Linked DNA regions of Homo sapiens: region 1 is linked to region 2. A link is a loop called in an ENCODE intact Hi-C map of the cell type or tissue named here. Cell type or tissue: heart left ventricle. All regions are shown on one strand. Each heading gives the region's core, and the rest is flanking DNA. Links, peaks and the distances in the headings are about the cores only. Region 1 holds the start of DLGAP1-AS3 (DLGAP1 antisense RNA 3). Region 2 overlaps DLGAP1 (DLG associated protein 1).

Region 1 (15,254 bases), core at 4,735-12,734, 52 kb before region 2:
AGTGAGAGAAGGGAGTACTGGGGAGGGGAAAGTATTGCTGAGCTCAGCTCTCTTGCTAAAGAGGGTTCACGGGGTGGGGAAGGAAGGAGGAGGGGATGAAATTAACCACTGGTATGGGTTTCTAAGGCTTGTGTCAGTAAGATCAGTGAACGAAGAAATTAAGGTCCTGCCTAGCATGGGCACAGTGTTCCAGGAGTGTCATGCCCCACTCTGGGGGCTCTGTGATGTGGACCATGGGTGGGGCCTCGTAGGCAAAAGAGAAGGGCTGTTGGGAGGAGAAATGGGGATGGGGAAAATCATTTCAAATTTCCCATGATGGAAAGGCTACAGGAATTGGTTATCTAGATTTACAAATAGAATCTAATAAATAAAACTTGTTTTTTTTTATTTTTTGTTTTTATAGCAGTGTGAAAGTCAAAGTACATGTTTTTAAAGAAGCATGAAAGTTCAGATGAGACACACTTGATGGCTTGTTCAGTTCATGAGATCTTCTGGCATGAAATAAAATGTTTCTTTTTCCATGCAGTGATTGCGTAACTCAAATATGGCAAAGCTACCTACACGATAATTTTCGGCCTGTGGATTTGATTTTTCATAAGCCTCACCACACACCCCTCACAGAAAGCTCTTGTTTCTAGTGGATTCGTTTCACCTCCTTTGTGAAAGCCTTAGAGAGAAGGCAGTAAGCAGGGAAAATCAGCTATTTATAGGCGTTTTTGACTAAAAGTGTCTGCTCAGCGTGCCATGGAATACTTCCAAGAGGTGGGAGAACAGGAAACGATCTAAAATCGACTAGAAGGCTGGAGGAGTGTTATGGGGGAATGATTTTGCAGGGGAGTCATTTTCAGAAAGCTCAGGTTTCATTTGCAAACAAATGAACTGACACCCCTTGAGTTACAGATAAGCCTTTGAAACTTTTGCTAGTTAAGGAGAGAAGACAAAGACATAAAATTTCTAAGGATTACAGGTAGGGTTCCTTTAAAGGACTTTAAAAGGAAAAGTCCTGTAGAAAGGCCTCTCTCCCTACTTATTTACTGCCTAAGGGGATGCTAGCCAGATGGACGTCCACAGAGGAGCTTAGACTGGCAGGTGGCATTCAGAGTGTAAACTGCAGGTCCTGGGATGGCCTACAGAGTCTTATAGTGTCCATAGGATGATCTCTATCATCACTAATTTCCACTTTTATAACCAAAAATGGCAAGCCTATTTGGTCAAGTTTTCATAATTAAGAGATATAATTTCATTAAATGTATTAAACCCTTCCTGTGAATTCTGAATGGTTTTGTTTTCATTGTTTTGATGACATTGGAGAAGCAGGCGAGGTAGAATTTAGACTGCCCAAAGTCACAGGGCTCACAGAAGAAGTTTGAACTTCCGATGGTTCTGTGGAGAAGAGGTCATGAGAGAGATCTGGCTTCAGTGTTTACTTGCTCTTTTCAATTTCTACAACATTAGAAGAATGATATACCTGGCTTAGCGACTTTGGGCACGAGCAAAGAAGAGTGATGGCCAAGGACATTTGGTCATCTTCTATCAATGGTGGAAAAGCACCACGGAGGAAACACTCCACAGAGAACCTGGTTCTCCTAAGCCAATTAAAGAGGTGATGATGGTGGATAGAGTTCCCTTGTAGACACCTCCTATGACTGTTATTACTAATTAAGCTTGTCCTGTTGACTTACCAGAGCTGTCTGGAATAAGGCAGCAGGAGCTTGACAGACTTAACGTATGAAAACAAAAGCAAGTGTGTATTGCGTTTTTTTTTTTTTTCCCTGTATGAATACACTAAAGCTTGAAGAAGCCAGAATTATATTCCATCAGCCAATATCAAGCCATGGGAAAACCTGATCCACTGAGGCTGAGCTATCAAAAGATTAATCCAGGCTGGTGCAGTGGCTCACAACTGTAATCTCAGCACTTCGGGAGGCCGAGGTGGGAAGATCCCTTGAGGCCAAAAGTTTAACACCATCCTAGGCAACATAGCGAAACCCCGTCTCTACATAAAAAATTAGTCTGGCACGGTGACCTGAGTCTGTAGTCCCAGCTACGCTGAAGGGTGAGGTGGGAGGGTCGCTTGAGCCCAGGAGGTCAAGGCTACAGTAAGCCATGATCACACCACTGGACTCCAGCCTGGGTGACAAAGGGAAACACTGTCTTTCAAAAAAGAAAAGAAAAAAAGATTGACTGTGATACTCTCGACTTCAGACGAAAGCTTTCTGCGTTTAGTCGGCACACAAGACAGTGAAATTTTACACCCACACTGTGATTAAGACCTACTGTCATCCCATATTGGAAAGGGCTTTTCTTTACCACAGAATCAGACATGCTAATCCCAATGCCAGCTTAATAAAAACTAGATGAAGTGAAATACAAAGGAAAAAGTGGTATGGTACATGAAACATGGGAAAGAGCTAAAGCTTGTTAATGTTTGAGGATCTACAAACTTGGAATATTTTCACACTGTATTTTTCATTTATTTCTCAAATTTGAAGTTAAATTTGTTTCTAAGACCTGAAGCAAACACAGTCATATCATCATGCCCATTTTACAGATGTAGAAATAGAAGTGCTAAGTAGAGCCCAAAGTCATGTAGCAAGCCAGCATCAATAAAGCTTGCAGTCAGAGCGCCTGAATCCCATATTTTCATCTATTAGGCTCTACTGCCCCCTTCAGTAAATACAATGAGAAATTAAGCCTTACAGTTCCCTAGAACTGGGTTACTTAAAATGCAGTTCTGGGATTGATCACTGTCAGAATCATCCCATATCTATGAAATCGGAATCTCTTGGGTGGATGCCAGAGATCCTCATTTTATAGACACTCTCAAGGTGATTCTTGTGCACATAAAATTAAGGAAGCTTTACCTCTAAATATTCAATGATAGAGCAAGTGGCCATACATATATATGATTCTCTACAGGCATACATGTGATATTATTGTGCCCATATGTACCCGTATTGATTCCACTTTACAATATTTCATGTAGCATTTCCAATTTTAGAGATAAATCCTTTCCAATCACTTACTTTTACATGTAGGGGGCAATAACTAAGAGATTAGCTTGTAGCTTTTAGCGTATGTATCCTGCACACTATTCCTCTCAGATTTGCTGCAGTTGCTCCCATTTAATATATTTGGTCCCATGGTCCCATTGTTCCAATACGTAATTCCTACCTGTCACACCATACATATTTTATACATAAATACATCTATCTATCTATCTATCTATCTATCTATCTATCTATCTATCTATCAAATAAAGTTTGGCCTTTGCAAATATGGTAACAGCTATGTTAATTTTTATCCTGGAGAAGTAAGATGAGGGATGCTGATTTCAAAGGAGTGGAAGATGCTGGAAGGATGCATGCTGTCTTCAAAATCTAACCAGGGCTCTGAGCAAATTCCCTAAAGATCACATATCCTAATGTGTTCTGCTCTATGCATCCTCCTTTGCTACGTGGTTTACCATGATCCAGGGAAAACTCATCCATTAAAGGAGGAACACACCAATTTCTTTTCTTTGGAAGTTAAAATAAATAATTGCAGGCATTATTTAGTTAATCTTTGCCTCTTCTGAGACTGTTGAGTCACAAACTTGCTTCAACTCTAACTTTCAGATAATGTCGCTTCTCCCTTTGCTTCCCTGTGCCTTGGCCCCATTGCCTTAAAAGGATGTTATGAGAATGGATAATAGAATATGTACAACATAATGGGAAGAGAACAGCACTGGTAGCCAGGCAGTGAGCCTGCGAGTGCCAGGTTCCACTGGCAAGATGACTGATTTCATCGAGGTATTTCCTTAGGATTTTTCTCTTTTCAAAAAACTAAATTGGACTAAATAATTTCAAAGCCTTCTTTTACAAGGAGATTATTAGATGAAAAATAGATAGGAAGATACAATGTCCGCATTGCAGGGAGATTAGTGTGAATGGGAAGCTACACCAGATGACCTTCTGATCAGGAGGTTCTACTATTCTAAAATTGTCATTTTAAGGGGAAAAAAACCCAACTCTGCCTGGTCCTTTAATTATGTATCTTATGATTTTAGAGTCTCGGAGAATTAAATCAGGGAGGAGTTAGACAATCTTGCAAGCGTATATTAAATTGTGGTTAAAAAAATTAAGGAGAGCAAAAGTCATTTATTTTACAATTGTTGGATTCTCCCTTATTAAGGGGACTAAAACCTCTTTATTCTTACACCAGAGAAGCAGGACATCCCTAACTAGTCTACACGAATGGTCCAAGGTGAAGTTCAATATAATCACTGGAAAAGCACAGTAATGAATTTTCCAACGTCTATGAAAAATCTGTTTCTCCACTTCATAGTCATACCTCTTCCATGGACTTTGTGAAATGGCACTCTTAAAATGGATCTGAGTTCATGAATCAGAGATCAAAAACAGCATGTGTATAAATGCATATTTTAGAAGTATTGTTGCAGGGATACCTATGCAGATAGAAGGTGTATATATAAACCTGCACACATGCACCTGGCATGCAGTAACCGCAGGCTCACATAATTCTGCTTCATAGACAGTTCTGTGATATCACAAGCCTGATTTTTGTGGGAAGTTTCCTAATTCTGTGAAACAATTAGTAGAAACTCCAGTTGACAGAGAACAGTGACCTAATATACACAAAAGGACCCACATATCCAGAAAATTCATTGTATAAATATATCTTAGAAATGGAAAAAAAGCAGGCATATTGCTAGACTTTAGCAAATGAAACAAAAAGTTTTTAATGAGAGTCCTAAATATTCCTACATTTAAAAGATCAGGGAATCAGAAGAGGTCTTTCTTTAATCACGTGAGTGCTCTCCAAGACAAAAAAAAAAAAAAAAAAAAATTAAAAACAAGAATTTGGTCAAAAGTAACAGTAAGAGTAAATGTTATGCCTTTCTTTACACAATATTTTCTCCTTTATCTCTGTGTAACAGTAATTAATTGATTCTTTATATCATTACCTTTTAGTTTATAAACATAGAGGACTGGGTTGAATATAAGTAAATCAGTCACTGAAAAAAAATTAATGCAATTACCTATTGTGGTTTTAATTTAAGAATTTGGAAAAACACTTAAATATGAATTTACCAAAATAATGTGAAAAAAAAATTCTCCCTGTGTGATAACCCACTAAGACAGATTGTTGTCTTTGAACCTAAACCCAAAGTGGTGGAAAACATAATCTAATTACAAATTAAAGTCAGCCTGGCAATACTGCATATATTTTTTAGCAGTTCCTAAAAAACCTGACACAAAAGAGCAATGTGTTCTACCATTCACAAATCACTGTGTAAAATTGTGTAATGCCATGATCTCATGTGGGCTAGAGACTGTGGGTGAATAGTTCTCTTAAAGAATGGTGAATGATTACCTTGATTTACTGTCTTTAATTTGCAATCAAGCAAACTGTCTTCTGAGGAGAATGGAAAAAGGGGAAACGAAATCTACTGGCCACTGAGAGATCCAAGGCTAGTTTTTCTCTTTCACTCTTTGCTAACTAATGCTATGCCTTTAATTAGTAGATTGGAATTCTGTGAGATCAGAAAGTGTGTGTTACAGGCAGAAACCTCTGACTGTGGCTAACCAAGCACTTTGGTGTTGCCGAAAATGTCTTTAGAAAACAGTGAAACTGAAGGCCAAGAATAATAAAGTTTCTTTAATAACTTCCAAGAAGGCTTTCCTATATATTTTTGATCTTCCCTTTACTACCACTGAGTCTTTCTGGACTGCTGCTTTCTCACAATGTTTTGTCAATTTTTTTTTCCCTTTATTAATTGGACCTGACAATAGTGAGAATAAAAGAGAATCAGAGAGAGAGAATTAACAGAATTCTGCTGCTGATCACTGATTCCACATCCAAAGTTAGCACCAGGCAGGAGCAATCTCATCTTTTTATGAATGAAGAGGGGCATCTCTACCAAGATCAGTGAAAAACAGGGAGAAGATTGTGCAAACCCAATAGGAAATCCATTCAGGAACCTTGACATTCACTTGCTGGATTATTAGGGCAATTTAAATTAAAAATAAAGAAAATCATCAATGAATGTGGTGGATGGGATTTCAGAAAAAGGCAGCAAAGAAACATCCCAGTAGCCAAAGTCATTAGCAGAACTGTTCAGCACTTTCATAAATTGCATGTAAAGTAGTTTTAACTGAATTGGGAGACTTAAAATTGTTCTAACACAAGAGGGAGGAAAACTCAGCCAGGGAAAGAAAACTCCCACTGGGCAAAGATGGAAATAATCTTGAACCAATTATTGAAAAAAATAATTTTACCTGTATTTAAAAGATCCTGGATTCATGCTTATGAATGCTTCCTCAGTGATCTTGTGTGGTACCTTATTTAAGCAGACCCCCACCCCCAAAAAGAGCAATCATCATAAATGTTAATTTTGCAAAGCAACAGTAACTATTCAGAATCCTGGTCCTGGAAAACAACCGATCATATTTCAATCACCAGCCATATAATATCCTCTAAGAGCACCTAGCAGATCTAAGGAGATCATGTGTCAATTAAAGATTTTATAAAGCCCTTGTGGAGACACAGATTTGTAGATATCTGATGTCTCCATCTGCTTTTTTACTATCTGTGCACACATTAATTTGTCAGCTCTTCCAGTCTTTCTAGCCATTATTTAGAGGAGAAATAAAATCACAAATACTACCCCTTCCTTTCCCTACCACAAAAACCATCCAAATCAACACCACACTATTACCAAATACAAAGTAATAAAAGAGTTATACCCAAACCTGGTCAGTCCTTCCATTTCTTGAAACTTGCACACAAACTGAAGAAACCCACTCAGCCTTAAAAAGGTCGATCATTTTGCTTTCCTAAAATTTCATCTCTGGGAGTGCTTTCCTTCTCGGTCTGTCTTGCTCTCTCTCTCGCTCCCTCTGTCTCTCTCTCTCCACTTCTACCGCGGAGAGAGCGTTTTGTTTCCCTTTTCCTGTTTCTACGGCTGAATGAATGCAAAATACACTGTTTGAAGGGATTTTTCTTTTAGGTTAACAGTTGGAAATCTAAAATCTTGCTCTTCTGAATGGCTTTATATGTCAGTCACTCAACATACAACATTTACATAAAGAGGCATAAACAGAACCAAGAATTCTGCTTTTTAAAAGCAAAAACAAAACAACAACAAAAACCACCTTTTATTCTATCTCTGAACCTCTTCCTATTTTATTTATTTAACTATTAAGCACTTACCCTGAGATGTGCCATAAATGCTTTATTCCAAATGTATAAGAGCCAACCACATCTCAACTGAGAATTAAACAGTTTTAATGTCTTCAAATCCATGTTCCTGCTCCCAACCCTAATACAGACAGTCACTGGCAGCGGTACAATAGTTCTAAACAGCAGACATCTGATTCTTGACATTTAAAAATAACAATATTGGAAAAAAAAGGAGTCCCTTTTTTTATTAACTGCAGACAGCTTGTGAGTGAGCACTTATCACTCATAATACAATTGACCGTATTAACTGGGACTTGCAACGATTTCAAGCTACAGTATTTGATTCCTAAGTCAATGTCAGGCAGAGGCTAAATACTTATAGACTTCTCATTTTCTATAGAATCATGGCAATGGCCTAAATTAAGCGAATTCTAAGTGATAATTCCGCAAAGAGAGAAGCAGAGCTTTGCTAGTATTTAGACTTTATTATTGGTGATTACTAATTTCATCTTTGTTAGTCTTGAATCAAATTAGGGACATAATCAGTTGTTTCATTGTTAGTCTAATTTCATATCCATGCCCTCTTAACTTCTCACATGCATATGAGGTCAAATGCACACATACATTTACCACAAAATAAATCAAGTAATAAAATAAAAAATACGCACTCATTTCCATTACTGAAGCATATTACGGAGTTGGGTAGATTTGGGATCAAGTGCTAGCTCCCCCACTTACTGTTTATGTGTTCCTGGGCAAATGATTTAAGCATTTGTGCCTGTTTTGTTGTCTATAAAACTAAAGTAAATAATACTCTACAAAGTTGTTTTGAGTACTTAATGAGACATACACAGTTTCTGGCACATAATAGATATTTGATATACACTGCTTCCTTCCTCTGCTTTGTATTTGGAGGAGGTAGAGATTGGGCATAGTAAATGAATACAGACTTTGAAAGCAGACAAATCAGTTTTGACCCAACGTGTTGCCACATACTAGCTGTGTGTCCTTGGGCAGGTTACTTAACCTAATTTACGAAATCTTAGCTTCTTCAACTGTGAAATATCTCTAGAATTTTAAAGAGCAAATTAGACAACATCTGAAAAACATACAGTAGGCATCTCTGAAATGAGAGTCCTGGGACTTCCAATTCTTGAAAATAGTTCTAATTAGTACTCTGACACATGTAATTTACGAGTTTGAAAATGCATACTGAGATCATACATCTTTTGGACCAAGCGCCTCATTTTCTAGCAGAGGAAGGAGGTCCAGAGAGCTGAAAGCATGTTTCCAGGTCATGTTACTAGTTAGCAGCAAATAAGGACTAGAACGCTCCGGGAACTAGAAGAATAGTGCTTTGCCTACTAAGTCTCTAATATTGAAGTTAAATCCATTTGTAAATCCAGCTTCAATATTAGTTGGCAATTAAGGCAATAGAGCTGAAAAAAAAAAAAAAAGAACTCCAAAGAAACCCTCTTTCCCTCTCTGTTTTCCCAAATTTACTTCTAAGAATGAGCCTATAGATGAAATTATTCCCTTGGAGCTAGCTGGCACGGGCTAACCCTATCTTCCTCAGCAGAGCTTGCACGGGGTGGCAGATCCTCTTTTCATTTCCTAGAAGCAAGAAGGGAGCCAGAAGCCCAGTTCTCAGGAGGTATTTTCTATTCTCCTCTGACCCCATATGAATATATGGCTCTTTCTTCCCTTTCTTTACAGCATCTCTTCAGCCTCAGCACAGGGGTTGGGAGGTCTACACTGTTTTACATTTAATTCTCTTACTAACATACTACCTCCCAACATTGAAATATAGATTTTTTCCCCTAGTTTGAAAGTCTTGCATAAATAGAAGCTTAATACATTCAATATCTATTAATAAGGATTAACTTGGAGTTTAGTTTAAAAGGTTGAACTAGCTTGGTTAATTATTTCCCAATGTAGGACAGAATATGTTAAACTGTTTTCAACCTTTCAATAATTTCAGAATTGAAAACAAAGGTGCTTTGGTGTCAAAGACAGATGAGCTATTACTCTGGGGAAGAAGGGAAGTAAAGGGATTAATATGAGTGTGTCTGTGATCCATTGTAATGAATGTTTTAGTTCTGTATGACGGGTGATGTATACATGGGTGTTTTATTTTTTTTCTTTATACCTTTCTGTAAGCCTCAAACGTTTCATTACAAAAATGACTTAAAGAAGGCAAATAGTTTGAAAATAGAATTTCCAAATCTTTATAGTAGGAGATCCAATAATGCTACTACTAAATCCCATACTTAAGCCTTTAAGATTTCATTCTCATTTTACTGAAAAACTTTAATAATAATATGCTTATTTTAAAGATTTTTATTTTCTTCTTGCTCACCATTTTTGATGCCCTTGATTTCAGGTCTGTGCTAGGGCATATTAGAAAGAGCTTGGTTTTGGCATCAAACATACTTGAGCCTAAATCTCAGTTGTACAACCTCCAGATTGTGGGGCTTTAAATGACTTGATATTTCTAAGTGTCAGTTTCTTCTCTTATAAAAATAGAATATTATTACATTCAGTAATCTTGGGATTATCACAAAGATTAAATGAAATAAGAAATGGGAACACATTTGCTATAGCATCTGGTATATAGTAGATTTTCAATTAATATCACTTTCCTTATCTTTCCACTTTTCACCACTACCTGAGATCGCAACTCCAAAAAGGTATAAAAAAGAAAGAAAAATGAACCTAAGGAAGGAAGAATGTAGGCATATAGGCAGATATAACGAAAACATTTCATTACTAACAAAGGCTTATGCTAGATCCATACACAGCATCCTTTACTCTGATACTTCTCATCTAATCTCATCATTACTTACTTAAGTACAGGTGTTTTTGTTTTTGTTTTTGTTTCCTTTCAGTTTGTTTTGTTTTTGCCACTGGTCATAGAACCTTCGCAGACAAAATGTGTGGTACTCTAGGGCTTTTATCTCTTTACTCCTTACTTTTTGTAAGACAGATATCCTTATCGAAATACTTTACTTTCAGTGGTGGGTGAAGCTTTATGTTCTTAAAGAGTTTCTAGAGCTTTCGGTTGCAACTTTCATTAATGGCCATTTCTCTAAGTTAAGAGACTGGGTTCTAGTCCCACCTCTGCCACATGCTAACGGTTTAACCCACTAAGTATTTACCTTTCTTTGTGTCTACTTTTTCATATGCTAAGTGGATTAAATGATTCTTTGAGCTCTGAAATTGTTATAGTTCTTGATAACTTATTAACATGTAGCAACCTTACAGGAAATTAGGCAACACCAGCTTCAGTGGGAAGTACTGACCACATAATTGTGTGTCGTGTATGAAAACTGTCCATGTGCTGGTGGCTTCTTCTGAACTCCAAGAACAGGCTCTGGCACTGCCCTTGTCCAGGGATTGCCAGCTTGGGGTCTTCTCAGGGATTGATGGAGGCATTCCCAAGGGAGCCAGACTTGTCAGGAGGAGTTCAAAGGGAGCAAAAAAGATGAACTCCTCAAAGGAAGAATTTTTCTTTGCATTTCTTCTTAAGGTGGGAGTGTAAAATGGGAGTGGGTATGTTATACTTTTATAGCTCAGTAATTTTTTTTTTTTTTTAAGATGAGGCTACCAGGAGAGAACAGAGAAGAAAAGACACTCTGAAAAAGGAAAAGATGAGAGTTCTTATGGAAAAATGTGCCTTGGGAAAAATTACAATACTACAGCAAGGAGGTAGGGAAGAAAAACATCTCTCTCCTATATTTTTATCCAGGTAACATCTGGTTTCAGTGAACTGGAGGAAAACACAAGGAGACAGTGGCAGGGGAAGAGCAGCCTACCGTGGCTCTGTAAGTGTGTGGGATTTACATGCTGACACTAATTGTATTTTACTTCTCTAATCCTTCCTCCTTTTCCTCCTCCTCTCTGTTGTCCTGGGTGTCTGCAGCTGTGCTTGTCAGGTCCCCAAACTGGCTAGCTCCCCACCTCCTCAGGGCACAGGGCGTCTTCCTGATTTGCTGTGCCCTCGATGTGGAAGCTCAGGTCGGGGTGTAGTTACTGATGGTTATGATGATGACCATCGCAGTATTCTAACATAGCTTCAGGCAGGATTTCACAATGAAAACCACCCCACAAAACCCTGAATAGATCTAATGAAACTCTTTCCAAAATTCAAACGATCGTCACGTATTTTTGAATTAAAGAAAGGTGGACTTCTTTTAAAATTCTCTGTAGACTTCCCTTTCCTCTCTTTCCCATCCTATGATCCCTCAGACAAAAGAGGAAGCCCATAATAACTGGTTGCCTTTCCATAGGCGTGCTTTTCAAAGCACTTGGATATCTAGTGTCTTAAGATAACCCGGTGAGGTCGGTAGCATTTGTTTCTTTTCATTTTCCCTACAGGAGCAATTCGGCACAGAGATGCCGAATAATTTGCACAGGTTCCTATCTTAATAGACAATTCAGAGTAGTGCCAAGACTAGAACCAGGAGAAATGCCCACACAAGCATGCCAGGTACTACTTCTAAGCCTCCATCATTGACAGAAATGGTACCTGCAGGTACTGGCAGGAGCGTTCTTGCTGACACGACTCGGACTTCACCATGGCCTGGTCCATGTTCACCGAGGCCTTCTGGTAAACCTCCCGGGCCCGGCTCACGGTGAGCGTGGAGGACCAGGCGCTCTTCTTCAGCAGCGGGGTGTCCAGGCTGACCGGCAGGTTGGCGCAGGTGGAGCACTTGACGTCGTTGTTGCTCCGGGAGGCCTTCACCGCCTGCTCGCTGATGGTGTTGTAGGCCTCCAGGAAGTACTGTGAGGCCGAGCGGTCGGGGCACCTGCCCATGGTCATCACGCCCGAGGGGGCGTGGTAGATGCACATGTCACCATCCAGGTTGTCGTCCGAGCTCCACCAGCCCGGGGAGGTGCTGGGCCGGGCCTTGGGCTCCGCGCGCCGCTCCTTGCTCTTGCTGCGTTTGCCATAGCGCGCCGCCTGCGCCTCGTCAGGGCTGGCCTTGCCCCCGTTGACGCTGCCCTTGGACGGCCCCTCCAGGGAGTGCGACTTGGTGAAGAGCTTCTGGACCGAGTGCACCAGGTGGCGGATGCGGCCGGGGCTGTCGCTGCGGTGCTCCACGGCCGTGCGCTTGTACTGCAGGGTGTGATAGCCATCGCGGCTGAGTGGCAGCTGCCGCTCGAACTGGTCCAGCAGGTTGGCGGGGATGCGGTTCGCCTTGGTGGCCAGGGTGCGGGGCACCAGGGCACACTCGTCCTTCAGCTCTTGCTGCGAGGTGTAGTGCCTGCGGGGGAAGGTGCTGCTGGCCAGCGGGTCGCTGAAGGGGCCCACGCACTCAGCCTGGAAGGAGTTCCGCTGGGTGTAGTATGGGTGGTCTGCGGGGTGGTGCTCCACTGGGCTCAGCAGGTAGGGCTTGCGGTCGGAGTGGTGCGACAGCGAGTCACAGGCCGAGTCGCAGGTGACCCCGTGGTGATGGCTGCGGCTGCCTGATAGCCCTTTCATGGCGGACCGGAAGCAGCCGCCAGGGTCATGGACACCCGGAAGTCAGGCTCCAGACCCGTCTTGGGCAGGGATCTGGGGGAATGAAGAAAAGGGCAAAGTCGTTAACATTTCTCTTGGAAATTAGGTATTGCACTTTACAGGGTCTTGCTCTGTTGCCCAGGCTAGAGTGCACAGGCGCCATCTCTGCTTCCTGCAGCCTCCACATCCTGGGCTCAAGCCATCCTTCCACACCAGCCTCCCGAGTAGCTAGGACTACAGGCAGGCCCCACCACGCTTGGCTAATTTTTTGTAGAGAGGAGGTCTCACTATATTGCCCAGGCTTGGTCTCGAACTCCTGGGCTCAAGCTGTCCTCCCACTTTGGCCTCCCTTAAGTGCTGGGATTACAGGCGTGAGCAACCCTGCAGGCCTGGTATTGATCTCTTGAGGGTGCCATCTGCGACCGTGTTTTTTTGGCAGAACTTAATCAGTGTCCCCTAAAACAGCTTGAACGCATTATTGGAAGAGCTCTGTCACCTCTGTGGGGCAGGAAAGCTGACTCCAAAGCCTGTAGGGAGAGAAGGTGGAGGTAAAGCTAGAAAACTAGAAAAAGGAGGCCGGGCGCGGTGGCTCACGCCTGTAATCCCAGCACTTTGGGGGGCCAAGGAGGGCGGATCACCTGAGGTCAGGAGTTTGAGACCAGCCTGGCCAACATGGTGAAACCCTGTCTCTACTAAAAATACAAAAATTAGCTGGGCGTGGTGGTGGGTGCCTGTAATCCCAGCTATTCGGGAGGCTGAGGCAGGAGAATTGCTTGAACCTGGGAGGCGGAGCTTGCAGTGAGCAGAGATGGCACCACTGCACTCCAGCCTGGGGGACAGAGCCAGACTCCATCTCAGAAAAAAAAAAAAAAAAAAAAAAAGAAAAAGAAAACTAGGAAAAGAAAACTATATTTAAAAAAAAACCAAATTGTTTTTAAATTATTTGAAACAATAACTCTCCTTCCCTCTATGACCCCAATAACTGGATGTATCGTTCTCTTGCTTCTTGGGTCTTATTCTTTTTTTTCTTTTTCTTTTCTTTTTCTTTTTTTTGTGAGATGGAGTTTTTGCTCTGTTGCCCAGGCTGCAGTGCAATGGCACGATCTCGGCTCACTGCAACCTCTCTCTCCCGGGTTCAAGTGATTCCCCTGCCCCAGCCTTCAGAGTAGCTGGGATTACAGGTGCCTGCCACCATGGCTGGCTAATTTTTGTATTTATGAGGTTTCACCATGTTGGTCAGGCTAGTCTCTACATGTTAATTGTTAAAGATAGAACTGGAGAGGGGCTCAGTTCCTCTAGGAAACCTCTGCTGGCTCTCCTAGCAGAGAGAATTAGTTCCTCTCTTGTGTTTCCACCACATCTGAAACTCACTCCCCAGAACCTACAGAGTTGCTTGCTTCAGGATCTCTCTTCCGGCTTATGTTCCTTGCCTCCCAGTCTATTAGTCTCATTATGTACCCCGACCTAGTGTCGATCCAGCCATGTAAGCACACAGTAATAGCACTCCATAAGTGTGAATGAAAATGTGAGTTAAAAAACAAGATGAGCCGGGCGCGGTGGCTCACTCCTGTAATCCCAGCACTTTGGGAGGCCGAGGCAGGTGGATCACGAGGTCAGGAGATCGAGACCATCCTGGCTAACACGGTGAAACCCCGTCTCTTCTAAAAATACAAAAAATTAGCCAGGCATGGTGGCAGGCGCCTGTAGTCCCAGCTACTCGGGAGGCTGAGGCAGGAGAATGGCATAAACCCGGGAGGCGGAGCTTGCAGTGAGCCGAGATCGTGCCACTGCACTCCAGCCTGGGCAACAGAGCAAGACTCCGTCTGTCTCAGAACAAACAAACAAACACTAAGATGAATAATAGAAGCCAATGGCACCTCGTATCTTTAGGATATCTCTGTCTTCTGTTGCATGTTTTCCTTTTTGAATTCTGTAGGAACAACTTCACCACACAAACAATCCCCCCAGGTTACTCAGAGTGGGAAAAAGTAAAGATATGGCAAATAAATCATAAATGTAGAGAAAATCTGCCCAGGTATTTCTGTCAATTGAGGGTCAAGAGCTTTCTCTAAACAAACAGAGAACAAGTTAAGCTTGACTAGGCTAATTTGAGGATCATATATCTCTTCTTCCTAGTTTAAGGTTTCTGGTTGAGTATTTACGCACAAGACCAGGCGTGGTGGCTGACGCCTGTAATCCCAGCACTTTGGGAGGCCAAGGTTGGAGAATCGCTTGAACCCAGGAGTTTGAGACAAGCTGGGAAACATAGTGGGACCCAGTCTTTAAAAAAAAAAAAATTAGCTGGGAGTGGTGGTGCATGCCTGTAGTCCCAGCTACTCAAGTGGGGAGAGGATTGCTTGAGCCCAGGAGGTTGAGGTTGCAATGAGTTGTGAATGCACCGCTATACTTCAGCCTGGGTGACAGAATGAGACCCTGTCTCAAAAAAAAAAAAAAAAAGTTAATAGCCGATGGCAAAATGACCAAAGGATGGCCCTTGAAAAGTTCTTGAGGACATGAGTGAAGGACCCCAGACCTAATAGCTCAGCCTCAGGGAAAAGTCACTCAT
Region 2 (15,254 bases), core at 3,121-11,120:
AAGAACTAGAGAATGTATTAACTGGATGAGTTTCTAGTAAAAAAAATAAAAAATGCAGGAGGTTAAATGGAGACCATAGCTAGACAATCAAAAGATATTTGTCAAAGCACATTGCAAACTGGAAAGTCATGTGTAAATGTCAGAATAAATTAGATAAACTCAGGTAAGCCATTTTTAGGGTCAGAAGAGAACATAAGCACAGAAGCACATGTTGTAAGGATTTAAATAGGTCATAGAGCCAACTATTTCCTCATCTAGTTTCTGAGCTCTGCTATGGAGGTAAGCAAGCTCAGTATCAAAACAGTTAATTTGCAACAAGTAATTGGAATTAACTGTGCTAATATCAGCTTTAAACTTGATGAACGTCAGGTGGCTGTGAGACCCAGCAGGAGACGACCAGCACACAGTTAGATATGAGGTTCTGGAGTTCAGGAAGAGTGCTCTATTGAGAGATCTAGATTTGGAAAATTATAGCATGAGAGCAGGACAGTTGCCGCCTCAGACCTGAGGGGATGCCAACATTTAAAGCAAGAGGCAGAAGGGCTCCTGCAGGAGACAGGGAATTGGGAAGGCAGCAGGTTAAAATGAGGCAAGTGGTCATCAGTAGCAAATGCCACAAATAGGAAATGTGAGATCAAGACCAAAAAAGAACATTTAATTTGACAATTGGGAGATTGCTGAGTTCCTTTATCTGAGCAGTTTTGCTGCAGTTAAGGGTCCAAAAAAGCTTCGTTTTAGTTAAATAAATAATAAATTAAAAGAAAATAAGTGAGGAAAAACAGGTTTGACAATTATTTTTAGGATCTTGACAATGAATGAAAAGGAGAGGTGCCCGGCATTAAGCCAGGCACTAGGGATATGAAGTCTTTACCCCTGGAGAAGAATTCCTCAGTAATAGCATTGTCATTTGTGCGTGTTTAAGATGAAATGCTCATGTATTACTCTCTAGGGATAAAGGAAAAATAAAGCTACAATCTTTGGATTCCATTCCCCATTGTTAACGGTTTTTCTTTTGTGTCATGCACAAAATAATCTACAACTTGTTTTCTTCACTTAATACTACATGATCTTGGACATATTGCAAATCATCAAAAAGAGGTTCAAAATAATTCCTTTTAATAGCTGCATATTATTTTACCTTCTGGCTTGATCAGGATTTATTTAACTGGCCCTTTATGGAGGAATGTTTTTTGTTTCTAGCTTTGTGCTATTTGAAGTCATCTCTCAGTTATTTTCATATATATCCATTTCCATGAAGTAAATTACTACAAATGGAGTTACTTCTGGGTAAAAGGATTTAGGTAGCTTCAGATTTAATAAATACTGTCAAATTTATTTTCAAAAAGCATGCACTAGGCCGAGTGTCGTGGTTCGTTCCTGTGATCCCAGCACTTTGGGAGGCTGAGCGGGGAGGATCTCTTGAGGTCAGGAGTCTGAGACCAGCCCAGCCAACATGGTAAAAACCTCATCTCTACCAAAAATATAAAAATTAGCTGGGCGTGGTGGCGCACGCCTGTGGTCCCAGCTACTCGGGAGGCTGAAGTGAGAGGATCACTTGAACCCAGGAGGCGGAGGTTGCAGTGAGCCAAGACTGTACCACTGCATTCCAGCCTGGGCGACAGAGAGAGAACCTGTCTCAAAAAAAAAAAAAAAAAAAAAAGCACTAATTTTGCTCCCACTAACAGTGTTCATACTGTTCATTGAATAGTGTTCATTGGAGAAGAACAGGGTCTTCTCCAGTCTTACCAGTCCTGGGTATAATAAACTCTTAAATATCTTTTGGATGAAATCAGTATCTTATTTGATTTTTAAAAAATGATGTCTTGTTTTAATTTTCACATTATTATAAATAAGACTGAACAACTTTTCACATGTTTATTTGCCGTTTTTGTATTTCTTCTGTAAACTTTTTGTTTATAACTTCTGCTCTTTTTCATTAAATTAAAATTTTTATTTGTAAAAATTCATTGGCTTTATGGGAAATTATTGCTTTGTCAGTCAAGTTTTACAGATATTTTTCCAGTTTAATGTCTTTTTTAACTTGTTTGTTGTTTTTATGTAGCCAAATTTATAAATATTTTACTTCAAAATCTGGTTTACATCGTGTTTATAAAAGTTTTCCCAACTTTGAGTTTAAAAAAACATCACTTTAGTTTCCATTTTTTAAATTCCAAAGATGATTCCTTAATCTTTGGTGATACCAATTTCTATCGTGTGTCACTCTTGCTATCTGGAAGTATAACCAAAGTCCCTTACATTCCTCTGTACTAAAACAGTAATCCTGTTGTTTTGGTATTAACACATTTTTGAATAAATTTTTATCATATTGCTGATTCACTTTTAGAAAGGAGAATCATAAAATTACATCAAAGTCGTGGCATCTAAGTTAGAGACAAAACCAGTATCTTAAAGGAGATGGTGCTGGTGTTGAGTCACTATCTAATGACGACTCACCAAGCAATCCTGCTTACTGTTCAGCTCAAATGCACTGGAGAAAACATGATTCTCTAACCACATTTGAGAGTTCAGCCACATGTAGAGACATGGAACCTTCACATCTTTCCTCTATCTGTTGTTTAAAAGTGTCAGTGATGTCACAGAAATAACTATTTCATGGAGTGTCACTATTACAGAAATAGTGAGCCTGGCAGAGGCTAGAAAGCAACCGACTCTCTCACGTCATATTAGCTACATCGCCATAGAATCACTGCTGCCCCAGTGGAAAGAAGTGAAAAGCCCATTTATCATCTTGCATATACCCTCCTCAATCAGTTGCCTGGAAAACCATGGGGAAATATAAAAAGCTTTTGGTTGAACAGTTCAGAAAACAAAACCAGTTCCACTACACTCTCCCAGGTGTGGTGCCCTAGGTCCACACCCTCCACTTCCTCCCCCACTGCCACCCTATTCTCTCATGAAGCTCCCTAGATTTTCTGTTTATGTTTTCCTTCTCTTTCAAGATGCCAACATTTTCTCCACAAAGCAGTTTACTAAGTCAATGCCATTAGCATACACAAATCTCAAGTTTTGGGGGAAAAAGAAACCCTACAAAAAACCCTTGGAGGTGAACTTGTTCATTTCCTCCCCTGAAAGTGTGAATTTTTTCAGCCGTATCCCCATAAGGTGCTACCCAGCCCTTTTCCCCACATTGATGGTGATGACACATACTTGACCTTCTGATGCAGCCAAATCTGTTTCCAGGCAGTACTAATTATAATATAGTTACTTTTTCCAAGGAACTGAAATTGGAATCTTGCAATTTCTACTCTTTAGTTTTACTTCTGCCAGTGGGTGTCAAAGGTATTGTGTTTTGGGTTTTTGTTTGTTTGTTTTGCCCACCTTTTGCTTGTACTTTATGGTGACATCTAACATCTGTTCTTGAGTTGTAGATGGAAGTTCAAAATACATCATCCATGAGTAAAGTGACCCAGTAGCATTACTTTATAAAAGTCAGTTTTTGTTGCATTTTTTTTTGGAGACAGAGTCTTGCTCCATTGCCCGGGCTGGAGTGCAGTGGCGTGATCTTGGCTTACCGCAACCTCCGCCGCCTGAGTTCAAGCGATTCTCCTGCCTCAGCCTCCTGAGTAGCTAGGACTACAGGCGTGCCACACCACGCCTAGCTAATTTTTGTATTTTTAGTAGAGATGGGGTTTCACCATGTTGGCCGGGCTGGTCTCAAACTCCTGACATCAGGTGAGCCGCCCACCTCAGCCTCCCAAAGTGCTGGGATTATAGGTGTGAGCCACTGCGCCCAGCAGCTGCATTTTTATCTAATAACAGATTTGTGGGATTTTTTTTTTTTTTTAATTTCAAGATCCCAAAGAACATGTCATCTGCAAATAGGACAGTTGTATTTTGCATTACCCTCTACCATGGCCCCTGATAGTAGTCTACCCATGCTAAGAAGTTCCTACTTACCTCCACTTAGACTACTGATTTTTAACCCTCCCCAGTCACCTTCAGGCTCAGCCTTGGGGTGCCCTGGCCCTTCCTGTTATCACTCTGGTGTGCTCTGGGATTGTCATAACCTCATATTTTCAGGAAAATGAAAATGTGTATAAAAAAATTAGGAAAATAACCTCCTTTGATATGAAAGTTTATCCAGAAAATCACACAGGTCAATAGAGCTAATATGTTTAAAGACCTTCATACTTCCGGGCACACAGATCTCAGTAAGACATAGTCTGTTTTCAAAGCCACAGGTGCAGAGAAGAAAAAAAACCCAATAAAGCTCAAGTTGTTCTCATTCATTAACTACATTCAGGAAAGAACTCAAAACAACCCAAATAATTTAAGTAACTTTTGAACAGTGTTTGACTATCCTCAGGCTAATGGCCAAAGAAAGCCAGAAAGAAGAGAAAAACCAAACTGAAACCCAAGCCAAACAAAACACAAAAATCCCATTTTATCACACTGAGTTTTAGGAAATAGGTTTGTTTTCCTGTTGAGGTATGGGACAGCAATTCGGAATCATACTTATCACACTGAGTTTTAGGAAATAGGTTTGTTTTCCTGTTGAGGTATGGGACAGCAATTCGGAAACATACTTTCAGTGCATTCTAGGATTGCCTATGTGTTAAAGGAGGCTATGTTTCTCATTGCCAGAGAAGGACATGCTGGAGTGAACAGTGTGGTGTCAGATTGAAATTAGAGGTCATTGTATAAGCCAGGTCTTCCCAACTACTTCAGCATTATTGACATTTGGGTCAGAAAATTCTCAGTTGTGGAGGCTGTCCTGTGTCTTGTAGGATATTTAGCAGTATCCCTGGTTTTTATCTTTTATGCACAAGATGTGAGCAGCAGTCCCCTTCCCAGCTGTGACAGCCAAAAACATCTCCAGATAGTGCCAAATGTCCCTGGGGGCAAAACTGCCCCCTGTGGAGACTCACTAGTGTAAGCAAATGACATATATATATATATATATATACACACACACACACACACACACACATGCATGTATGTATATATGTGCCTATGTATGTAGTATTTATATGTATATAAATATATATGCCATTTGACCATATGCACATATATACATACATGCAGACACATCTCTCTCTATACATATGTGTGTATATATATATACACATATATAGATAGATACATGCAGACACATCTCCAGATAGATATCTACATAGAGCTCTCTATATATCTATAGGTATAAATATATATATACGGAGAGAGAGATGTGTCTGCATGTATGTATATACGTACATATTCACATATTTCCTAGATCTGTCTCTTGAGACTTGGCAGCAATGACATGTTAGTAGCAATGAGCACCTATAGCACCCAGGAGTTGAGTTGTAACACCATTCTTGACTAAAAAGAGCCTGGGCATTTTGGAAAAATGGTTTCTTCCAGGGCTGGGGCTGGGGCAACATGAGGTGAGCCTGTAACATGTTATGTCAGAAAGTAAGAAAAGCTCAAAAAATGATGGGGACATATCAAAATGACATAGGAGTTTGCTTGAAGGTGCTCCCTGTCACCAAATCTGGGGCAGCAAATTAAAAAAATTTAAGCAGTACAATGAATAATAATTTAATAAAATAAGATTACACAGCCCATACTAAATAAATAAATGAGAGAAAAAGAGAGCTCTTCCTTACTCAATGAATGGATCTCAACAAATGAATGTAGAATAGTAATGATTCCATCATTAGAAGATCACACAGGCTGGTAGTAATTGATTCAGGCAACAGTAATTCAATGGATGCTAAAACTAGTGGGTGAAAGTGGGTGAGTAACAGTATATTTACATCTTACAACTTTTGGAAAGACATCAGCTTGACTGAGGAACATGTGATTGTCATCTCGCCTAAGTGCTTTTACTGAAAGATCGAGAGAAAGACGTCTAAATTATGATACAGTCCAGAGTCAAATGAGCAAGTATAATTATTTTTATCAGCATCAATGCTTGGCAAAATAAATACTTGTTAAAAGAATGAATAATATATTCCTGTTAAATATAATATATGGCTGTTGTGTCAATATCAAAATCATAAAGGTGCCATCATGACATATGAGCAGAGTAACTGGCTGCAATTTTCTTAGGCTAAATAAATTTTTATCGTATCAGCAGAGAAGTTTTGAATGTTAGGCCTTCAGCTATACATATAATTTAGAGTTTTGATGCTGAAAACAGAAACCTATATCTGCTAGTAGAGTAAAGAAGTCATGTTTGAATTATTCCTTTATATTCATAGAGTCTTTAAACATGAAGTCTCACTATGGTAAACTGATGGAAATACCAACATGTGAATTTATTATTAAGGAGTAAAAGTTGTACATTTTACATTATGTCATTAAGCAGCATGAATTTTTTCCCAATATAATCCATAGGTTCCCAAGGAGCATGAATGTTTTTTAAAAATGTCGAGTGATTTAGATTTCTGTTGGCTTGTACATCAATAGTTCCTCCCTATTGCAACAGTTTTTACAAAGCTGAGATGATCTGATATGCATACCAGTCATGTTAACCAAAAGACCTTGAAGACTTACCTGCTGGGGAATTTTTGCCCCCTAAATGGCTCACCCCACCATTTGTGGTTTCTCTATGCTTTATGTAATTTAGTAGCTCACATTCCTCCGCTCGCCATCCACACACACTGCTATTTCTTTTCTCTGCTTCTTATGGTATTCTGTCTGCACTTGTATCTATCTGCATTTGTATCCAGAGCAGCATCTAATGCTCAAGACATTTGTTGAACTCATCTGACTACAACAACACACTTGTAGTTTTTCATATTTAACCTGCTAGGTATCTGGTTTATGGAACAAAACCCATTGGCTCTTGAGTTGTTGCCATGTTGATGCTCTCAAGTCTTTTCCTGGAAGAGCATTTGAACATAGAGACATATTTCTCACCTCAGTAATTATGCTGAAAGTTCATTATGTGCCTTCAAAATATTTCTAAAGATGCAAGAAAGGGGATTGGAATTAAGTGGTTTAATTTATTGATGGTTTTTAGCACAAGTGAAGAGAGAAGAAAATATACTAATAATTTAATAGTGATGATGATAATAAGAATAGCTCCGTCATATAGAGACCTTATTATGTGCCAGGCATGGTTCCAAGTGCTTCAAATACATTAGTCCATTTAATCTTGACAACACCTTAAAGTAGGTTCAATCACCCCCCAATTTATAGAGGCAGAAATTGAGCCACAGAGAAGTAAAGTAACTTATTCAAAGTAAGAAAGCTGGTAAGTCATGGAACCTGGGCTAAACACAGGTGGTCTGGCCCCAGAGTACAGATCCTCATCCACTATGCCGAATTCATATGCCTTACGATTTCTATGCAAAATTTTCCTTTGTCGCTGATATGGTTTGGCTCTGTGTCCCTTCCCAAATCTCATGTTGAACTGTGATCTCGAGCGTTAGAGGTAGGACCTGGTGGGAGGTGATTGGCTTATCGAGGTGGTTTCTAATGTTTTAGCACCATCCCCACCAGTGCTGTCTCGTGATTGAGTTCTCACGAGATCTGATTGTTTCAAAGGAACCCTTTGCTCTGTCTTCCTCCTGCTCTGGCCATGTGAAGACATACCTGCTTCCCCTCCGCCTTCTACTATCATTGTAAGTTTCCTGAGGTCTCCCAGCCATGGAGAACTGTGAGCCAGCTAAACCTCTTTTTCTTTATAAATTACACAGTCTCAGGTAGGTCTTTATATCAATGTGAGAATAGACTAATACAGTCACCTTTTTCTGTAATTTCATTTTTAGATAGAAGAAACTTAAGAGTAAAGTAAGGTTGTTTGCCTAATCTAATCACACTCTAAGCCAAGAGCTCACGGTCTAAAGCTATCAAGGTGTAGCACATTATCCCCATAAATTTGCAAATGAATTTGAAAGGAAATGAATTGACAAAGCAGATTCCACAATTCTGACCACTCCAGAAACAGAGTTAGGTCACTGTCTCTGTAGCAAAGAGAGAAGCCCCACCATGGGTTTTGGTTCAAAAGTCAAAGCTATCTTTGTGATTTTCTAAGTGCAAACACAGATGCCAATACTTGGAAGTGCTCTTCTAAACCACCTTTTGTCTGATTATAACCTTCAGCAGGCAACAGGAAGCCTTACTATGCGTTACTCTGGGGCCATTGTGCAGAGTTTGTGGGTGTGTGTACAGAAAGGGCTCTATAGATTTCTCTCTGGGGGCAGATGAAGCCCATAAACATGTTCTATTCCTATGATATGTGCATTTTAGCAGGAGAAACAGTAATACAACCAAATTTATTTCTCCCAGCTGAACTTTAAATTCTATGCTGTGGATTTTGGTCATCTACCCATGAGCAAAACTGCTGTTCGTCTAAATTTTTTCTCAAAAAATAGTGTGAGGAACATTCTGTAGATAAATATTTGTACATGCTCTATTTCTTTTATTAGGATGAATTCCCTAGAAATGGAATGACTGCACCAAAGTCTATACAAACATTTCTGAAGCTTGCAGTCTTGTACCATGAACTGCCAGATCACTCTGCAGATACATGGTGCTAGTTTGCAAAGCTTACAGTGTCACCAGGCAGTGTATAAGTAAGTGTCTGCTGGGCTAATAACACCAGGTATTATCTTAAACAGAACAAAAAGCAAACTTTGCCAATTCAATGTGTGGGGAAATGGTGTTTTATTATTTTAATGCATACTTTTTTATTTCTAATGAGGATAATATTTTATGTGCTGTGTGGGCCATAGGAAGTTCTTTTGTGAACTGTCTGCTGTGAACACATTCTTTTCCTATTTTTCTATTGACTTATATGAAACTCAGTTTTCATGAAAACAACCCTAAGTACAAGTTGCTGAGTAGTTGCCATGGGTGTGGTACTGTGCTATGCTCACTGCTATCTTCTTCGTGGCAAATATTTTCCCAGGTGGTTTGTGTTTTAAAATACCCTCTTGTGAAATCATCACTCCTATTTCTTGAGGGAGTTTTTGGAGCAGTCTGTTTTAGAAGTCTACATTAGTTCATTTTTAGCATTTAACATCTTGAGTGGGGGCCTGTGTAGGCTGCCCCTGAGATTGTGCGGATCTGAGCGTGTCCTGCAATAGGAAGGGTGCCGGGTCCCAGCCTGAAGGTACATGTACTCAGTCGCTACCCTGGACGCCACGGCCTGTGACTGTGCTGGGGACCTCAGAATTAGGTTCCAGGTGCTCCATGGGCATTGCTCTGTGCCTGCTCTTCTACGGATCCCAAAGGGACAGAACCTTGAGGGCCGACATGCTGAGGGACACTGATGCCACTTTCCAGTGACACTAAAATATGGGATCACAGTGGTCCAGAGAGCTCTTGGACACTTACCCAAGAACCTCTTGAAAACTGCACAGGATTATGATTGAGGAAAAACAGCAACGACCCACTAGCCCTCAAAATATCGTGAGGCAGAGACATTTCTCTTGTGGTTTTGGAAACTGTCTACCCTGTTGCCATGGTTACGCAAAAGCTGGTTTAAAATGGCTCCTATGTTGGCATCTGGGCTGGGGCCTAACTACCCGTCTCCACCATTTTCTCTACTGCCTACCCCTTCCTCTCCTCCAGGAAGACGGTAAGCTCCCGGCATGGCTTCTGGGTGTAGTCACTGTGCCAAGCTTAAGGCTGGGCCAGTCCCACGAACTGCTCCTGCCTCCACCGGCTCACTCTACCAAGTCTGGACTTGCCACATATATGCTGCTGCCTGGGCTCCCTTCAGCTTCTCGCCGGCATCTCACTGGCTGTCATTGCCTTTCCTTGCTTGGAGAGGTAAGACTTGAGCTTTGGCTTGGGAATTGGGGTTGAAATAGGCAAAAGCAGTCTTTCCATCTGCTTTGGCTCTGGCCCATTAGGCTGGTGGAAGCTGGGGAAGGAGCTCTTCACTCAGTTCTGCCCTGTTCACCGGGTCTGTGCCTGGGGATGAGGAATCACCTGCTTCCTCTCTGGGACTGCAGCAGAAGGGCAGGGGGTGGAAAATGGTCAGATGGTGGTTTTTAAATCTGGATATGCTTTGGCATGGATTAGGGCATTTGTTAAATCTAGATTCCTGGGCCCTGTTTCCCTTTGTCTCAATAGGATAAGGTAGGACATGAGAGTCTACATTTGTAATTAATTAATTCATTAATTATGCACAAGGTAATTCAAATGCAGCTCGTCTGGCCTTTGGAAAGCAGTGAATTTGGAGTAGGTCAAGTAGGTCACTTGTCCTGGCCAAAAGCATCTAAGGACATATTGCTTTCAACATCCTCCTTCTTGTAAACCTGAATGGCCCTTTAGCGCCACCTTTGCACAGAGAATTTTTTTTAAATGTAAGGTAATTGTAGTAATGATTAATACCAGTTAAAGAAGATTACTTTTTGCAAGTGTGGCCTATAAATATAGCACCCAGTAAGGAATTTGGGAGTTCACATTTGACTTCCAAAACCACCTTGGCCTTGATGGTGACTCATCTCCTCATCCAGAGATTGCAAGGTTGATGGATCTACAGTGCTCCAGCTTTCACATCCTCTGCTGTGCACCCTTGGTTTCTCACTCTCTTGTTCCTGCTTTCTTACCTGCACATCTCCCATAATGAGGGCTGCTGTGGCAGACACCAGACACCGACAGGCCTGGTCTCAGAAGTAGAAAGGTTGCGTGAGGGTGTCTAAAATATACTTAAGCATCCTAATAAGGCTGCTTCTAAAGTCGCCCACATGGTTAAATCCAAAGCATGTCAATATCCATTTGGGAAGGGCCCTTTTTAAAGGGCCCCTGGGCAGATGAAGGTTGTCCTGGCAGCTTGAGGTTGGTAGGTGAGTACACACATATAGCCCAGGCCAAAGAATTCATGACATCCCACCTCCCACAGATTGCAGGAGTCAAAAAGTTCCCTTGAGCAATTTTTCCCTCTAGACAGCCGGCCAATAACATCAACAAAAAGTGCCTCATGTGCATCTTCTAAGCTCAGTGGCAGATGGGAACAACCCCCACAAGGACTGTGCCAGAATGAAGCTGTGATTTCAGCCTCTAAGATGGAACATTGCAGAAATACCCTTGCGGGGGAGCCTAGGCCCTGCCCACCAGCAGAAGCCAAATCTACCTCCTGTGCTTCCCACGTGGCCAAAGGGGGTGTGGCTGACAATGGGGAGAAAGTATGAAATGTGACAAGGGCAGCAAGGACAGGGCTACATTTGGAGGAGTCCGGCCTGGTCTCTGTCAATCTATCTCATAGATAAAAAACATGAACAGGATCAGTGCAAAAACAATCACTTTCCCAGCCCTAAATACTCATTCCATGTCCATTTGACCACTTGGTGCTAGGCACTAACTGGCCAGAAACATAAAACACTTACTTAAATCAATTGGTGCACAAGTCATTAGAAAAAAAATTCAAGAAAGAAAAAGAATCAGATTCAGCTTAGATAATATGCTCCTAGATGCAGCATGGAAGCCAGGTAGGAAAAGCTGGGCCATGCCTGATTCCTACTGAAGGACCACCCAAAGGATAGACTGGGGACTGGACTCGGGGAGGTGACAGAAGTTAGGGGTTCAGCTTGCTGTCCAAACGAGTTCCCCACTTAGAGCAACATGAAAATCTCTACAGATTCCATGGGGAAACTTTTGACCTTGGGAGTTGCAGTTGGTTCAAGATAGTGGATCACTGGGTGATGCATTGCACTTGGGAATTCATGCATTTAATCAACTAATATTCTATAGACTTAGGACTTCTAACTTCAGAGGCTGTGCTCTTCCTGAGTCACCATCTTGGCCCTGTTACTAGGAGATAAAGCTAAAATAAGAGGGGAATTCAGATGGCTTCTGCCTTTCTGTAGCTTATAGTGCGGTGGGAAAATGGATGTGAATAAAATGATCAGCAAATACATGCAGTGGGCTGAGAATTGATCATCACGGTTCAGGTTGCAGAAATGGAATGTTCTCTATTTTCTCATATGTGAACTCCATTTGTTCTCAAGACCCCATTTCTGCTAAGGGGTTCAAAGGGTCTTTTTCATAACCTCTTTGGTAATTTCACAGCCAATTTAGAAATCAAGTTTGATGGATTCAAAGCTTATTGATTAATGAAAGGACTCTTGTCTCTTCTTGGGAGGTTTCCCCTCCATTCTTCCTCTCTAGGTTTGCATCTGAGAGCAGAAAAATAACACAGCAGCTTTCTGGCTGTCTATTGTTCCTTTCCTGAAAGCCTAGCCCTCCTGGTGGTTGGCCACTGGCCTTAATCACCCTTGCATCCAGTCCCACCTTGGGGAGAAACTAAAGACATGGTGTGAATGCCCCCTTTCTCATACTCCGTTAGATTTTGTATCTGTCTGTGGTTCAGACAGAATGCAGGGATAGAGGAAGAGGTTGGCTAAAAGGAGAGAGTCTGATACAATGTTTTCCAGTAGCCATAAAAAAGTTGGTAGATTAGTCAAAATGATAGTGTTTAAAGAGACCCTATCTTCCTCCACAGTATCCCCAGTCTCCTATAGTCATACTGTCAAAGGGCATCAATGAGGTGCCGAGTCTGGGGTCACTCGAGGTCATTGGAGGCCATTAAACATTAAATGATGGATTTGAGCCTCTGCCACACTCAGTAGGCAGCAGCCATGCAAGGAGGGCAGTCTCTCTGGGTAAATCTTCTAGGTAAGAGTAATTTTATTTAGTGAATTTGCCTAATCACTAAAAAATGGAACAGTATTTACTAAAAGGATGTAGTGACAAAGTACAGCCTTTTCCCTTAAAGCCTTCTTCATTCATTTTAATTAGTGACCACAGCCACGACACTGTAAAAGTAGATTGCAGTGATGTGAATTTCCCTAAAGGTTCTAGTTCTGAAAAGAATGCTTTCAAGGCCTGTACATGTTAGACAAGCCAGGCAGCTCCCTGGAAAGGAGAAACTCTCCAGAGGAGACTTGCAAAGATGAGTTAATTCAAACTCATAATCATCGACCGATTCATTCCTCCACTCACTCAACAAATGTTTAAATATCTAGGGGCATCTGCTATATGTTGGTATAGATGGATTGATGCAGGGATGTATGGAGAGAGAGAGGGAGGCAGGGAGATAAGAAGAGTGGCAGACAGAGAGAGAGAGAGAGAATAATACGTATTATAGGGAAGGGGTATTCTATGCCTTCAAAACACTTACAGACCTTTTGGTGACATAAGAGTATACATATACACACAGTAAAACAATATTTTCAGAATTAAGAGTAATGGCAGACAGCAGTATCAAAGATCACACACGCTGTCTATGTCATGATTTAGAACCAAACAGAGGCCAAGGGAATGGAAATGACTGACCAACGAGGCATAGCCAGGGCTGGTCCTGGGTAGGCCGTGAAGGGGAGATAATATGTGTATAGACACAAAGACAGAAAGTGTTCATGGAGCAGTGACTACACAAGTCTGGCTGGAGTGAGAGGGGTCTTTTCAAAAGAAGCACGAGGCAGTGTGATGAAGGATCAAAAGCACAGGTTTTAGGACAAAGCAGTTCTGAATTCAAACCCCTGTTCCATTTCTCAGTGCTGTGTAGCCTGGAGCAGTGACTTAGCCTTGTTGTGCCTCAGATTTTTTAAATCTTTGGAACTGGAACAAAATCATCCGCCTAATGAAGTTTCTGTAATGATGGTAGAAAAGAATACATACTGGCCTGGCATAGGCAAATGCCAGTTCCCTTACCTCTTGTACACAATGCTTTATAACACATAACACACTTCCATAGATACTAGCCATTTGGCCTTCACCATAACCTTGTGACATGGATAAAGCAGGTATAAATATCCTCATTTTATGGGTGCTTGGAGATTTTTACTATACACCGCTCCTTAGGAAAATAGAGAGAAAGAAATAAATGGAAAAACACTCTACGATTAGCTCAAACAAAGACTTGAAGATTAATTAAGTGTTGGAATTTAATTCAATAGGTAATAGGATACCATTGAATAGTCTACACCAGAAAAATGAAAGGTTAGCAGTATTTTAGGAAGGGTAATCTGGCAGTGGTAGGCAAATTGGATGGAGAAGGAGTTACTCAAGTATGCCTCTAAGGCAAGTATTTTGGGTGTTGCTGCTAATAGAAGTATCAAGTTACTACGTCTCAGGATGGGCTGCTGATGCAATTTGACATCATTTCCTGATCACCAAGAAGACATGTGCAGTGGTCCATCTGCTATTCTTGTTTGCCTCTTCCTCCCTTGCAAAGTGATGATAAAGATAATGACAGTAATACAAATGACATAATAGCTAGGGGTCTATGTATCAACAGTGCAGTGGAACTGTGTTTACATAGTAAAACTGAATCTTCAAAATGTTGAAGATGGGGACTGTCATGATCAGAGAAGTTGATAACCGGCCTAGGGTAACAGAGCTAGTGTTGAGAATACAGGTTTGAAACGAGCTCTCATTCGAAAGTCTAAGCCTTTTCCACTCTGCCATTTTCCCTTCAGGATTTGGGAGACTGTCTTTTATCACAGCAAAGGAAATATTTTATTTATACAAACTCTGCAAGAGAGTCAAACCCCCAATGTTGGCTTCCTTAAGGACTTTATTGATGGCACCAAGAAAAGACTTAACCAGCCCACAATACAGAGTACTCTCTTGAGGGGCATTCCAGCCTCTGCTGGGGTCACATTGCCATCTTACAGAGTCTTAACCTGTGACAGGGGTACAGGCTGAACCCCCCCAGAGACTTATCTGCCACATCAGCCTCCTACTACTCTTTCTTTGCAAGCCCAAGTCTGCACAGACAATAAGAGTATTTCTAAGACACAATCTCATACTGATGTGAATCTGCTGAAAGCCATCTGTTTTCTCTGGGTCAAGAGTGAGCTCTGAAGCCCAGTGATCAAGGCCTTCATCACCTGGCCTGGGCCTCTCTCAGCTCCACTCCTTGCTCTACAATTTGCCCCCAAGTGACACATAAAATTCTTCTTTGCCCCACAGACCATGACATTTCCAGTTGGTGCTGAGCCTCTTCCTTTCCTGTACCTTTACATTTTCATTTCCCCAATTCCTCCTAATAGGGGCAGCATTTGAAAAGGATGGCTTCCCCCTTGTTCCAGAATAGGTGCTTCTTCCCCCAAGTGCCTCCATAATTCCATATGCATTTAGCCATTATTTCCCAACAACACTGTATTAAAGTCTCCAGGACATATTCCTGTCTATTAGATTGTGAATACCTTGAGATAAAGTTCTATTGATTGATTCATCACCTTTGCATAATTTCTGGCCAGTAGTAAAGATTTAAATATGATGTTTGAATGAATAAATGAGTGAAATGTTCTCAAAAAGCATTCTAGAAAGGTTCCTCCAGTACC

The links. Peaks named below come from ENCODE experiments on the same cell type or tissue, not always from the same donor. Only the 100,000 strongest peaks of a DNase experiment are listed, where the experiment ranks them.
Region 1: a loop joins it to region 2, with 5 times the contacts of the local background. A loop is called at or near these places in 5 of 110 quality-filtered maps.

Annotation. Positions count from the first base shown.
Region 1 is chr18:3,867,399-3,882,652 of GRCh38, forward strand. DLGAP1 (DLG associated protein 1) reads right to left here. Exons shown (of 13, transcript NM_004746.4): 4 at 11,714-12,742. The coding sequence starts at 12,670. DLGAP1-AS3 (DLGAP1 antisense RNA 3) reads left to right here and starts at 10,782. Exons shown (of 3, transcript NR_038895.1): 1 at 10,782-10,893. LOC124904238 (a long non-coding RNA gene) reads left to right here and starts at 10,427. Exons shown (of 4, transcript XR_007066270.1): 1 at 10,427-10,714; 2 at 10,934-11,009. In heart left ventricle, for the core only: no CTCF peak of the experiment used is centred there; DNase peaks (open chromatin) are centred at 12,220 and 12,624; H3K4me3 peaks cover 1,167 bases.
Region 2 is chr18:3,921,496-3,936,749 of GRCh38, forward strand. All of the region lies in intron 3 of DLGAP1 (DLG associated protein 1), which reads right to left. Among named protein-coding and RNA genes, the nearest start is that of DLGAP1-AS4, 33 kb to the right of the region's middle. In heart left ventricle, for the core only: no CTCF peak of the experiment used is centred there; no DNase peak of the experiment used is centred there.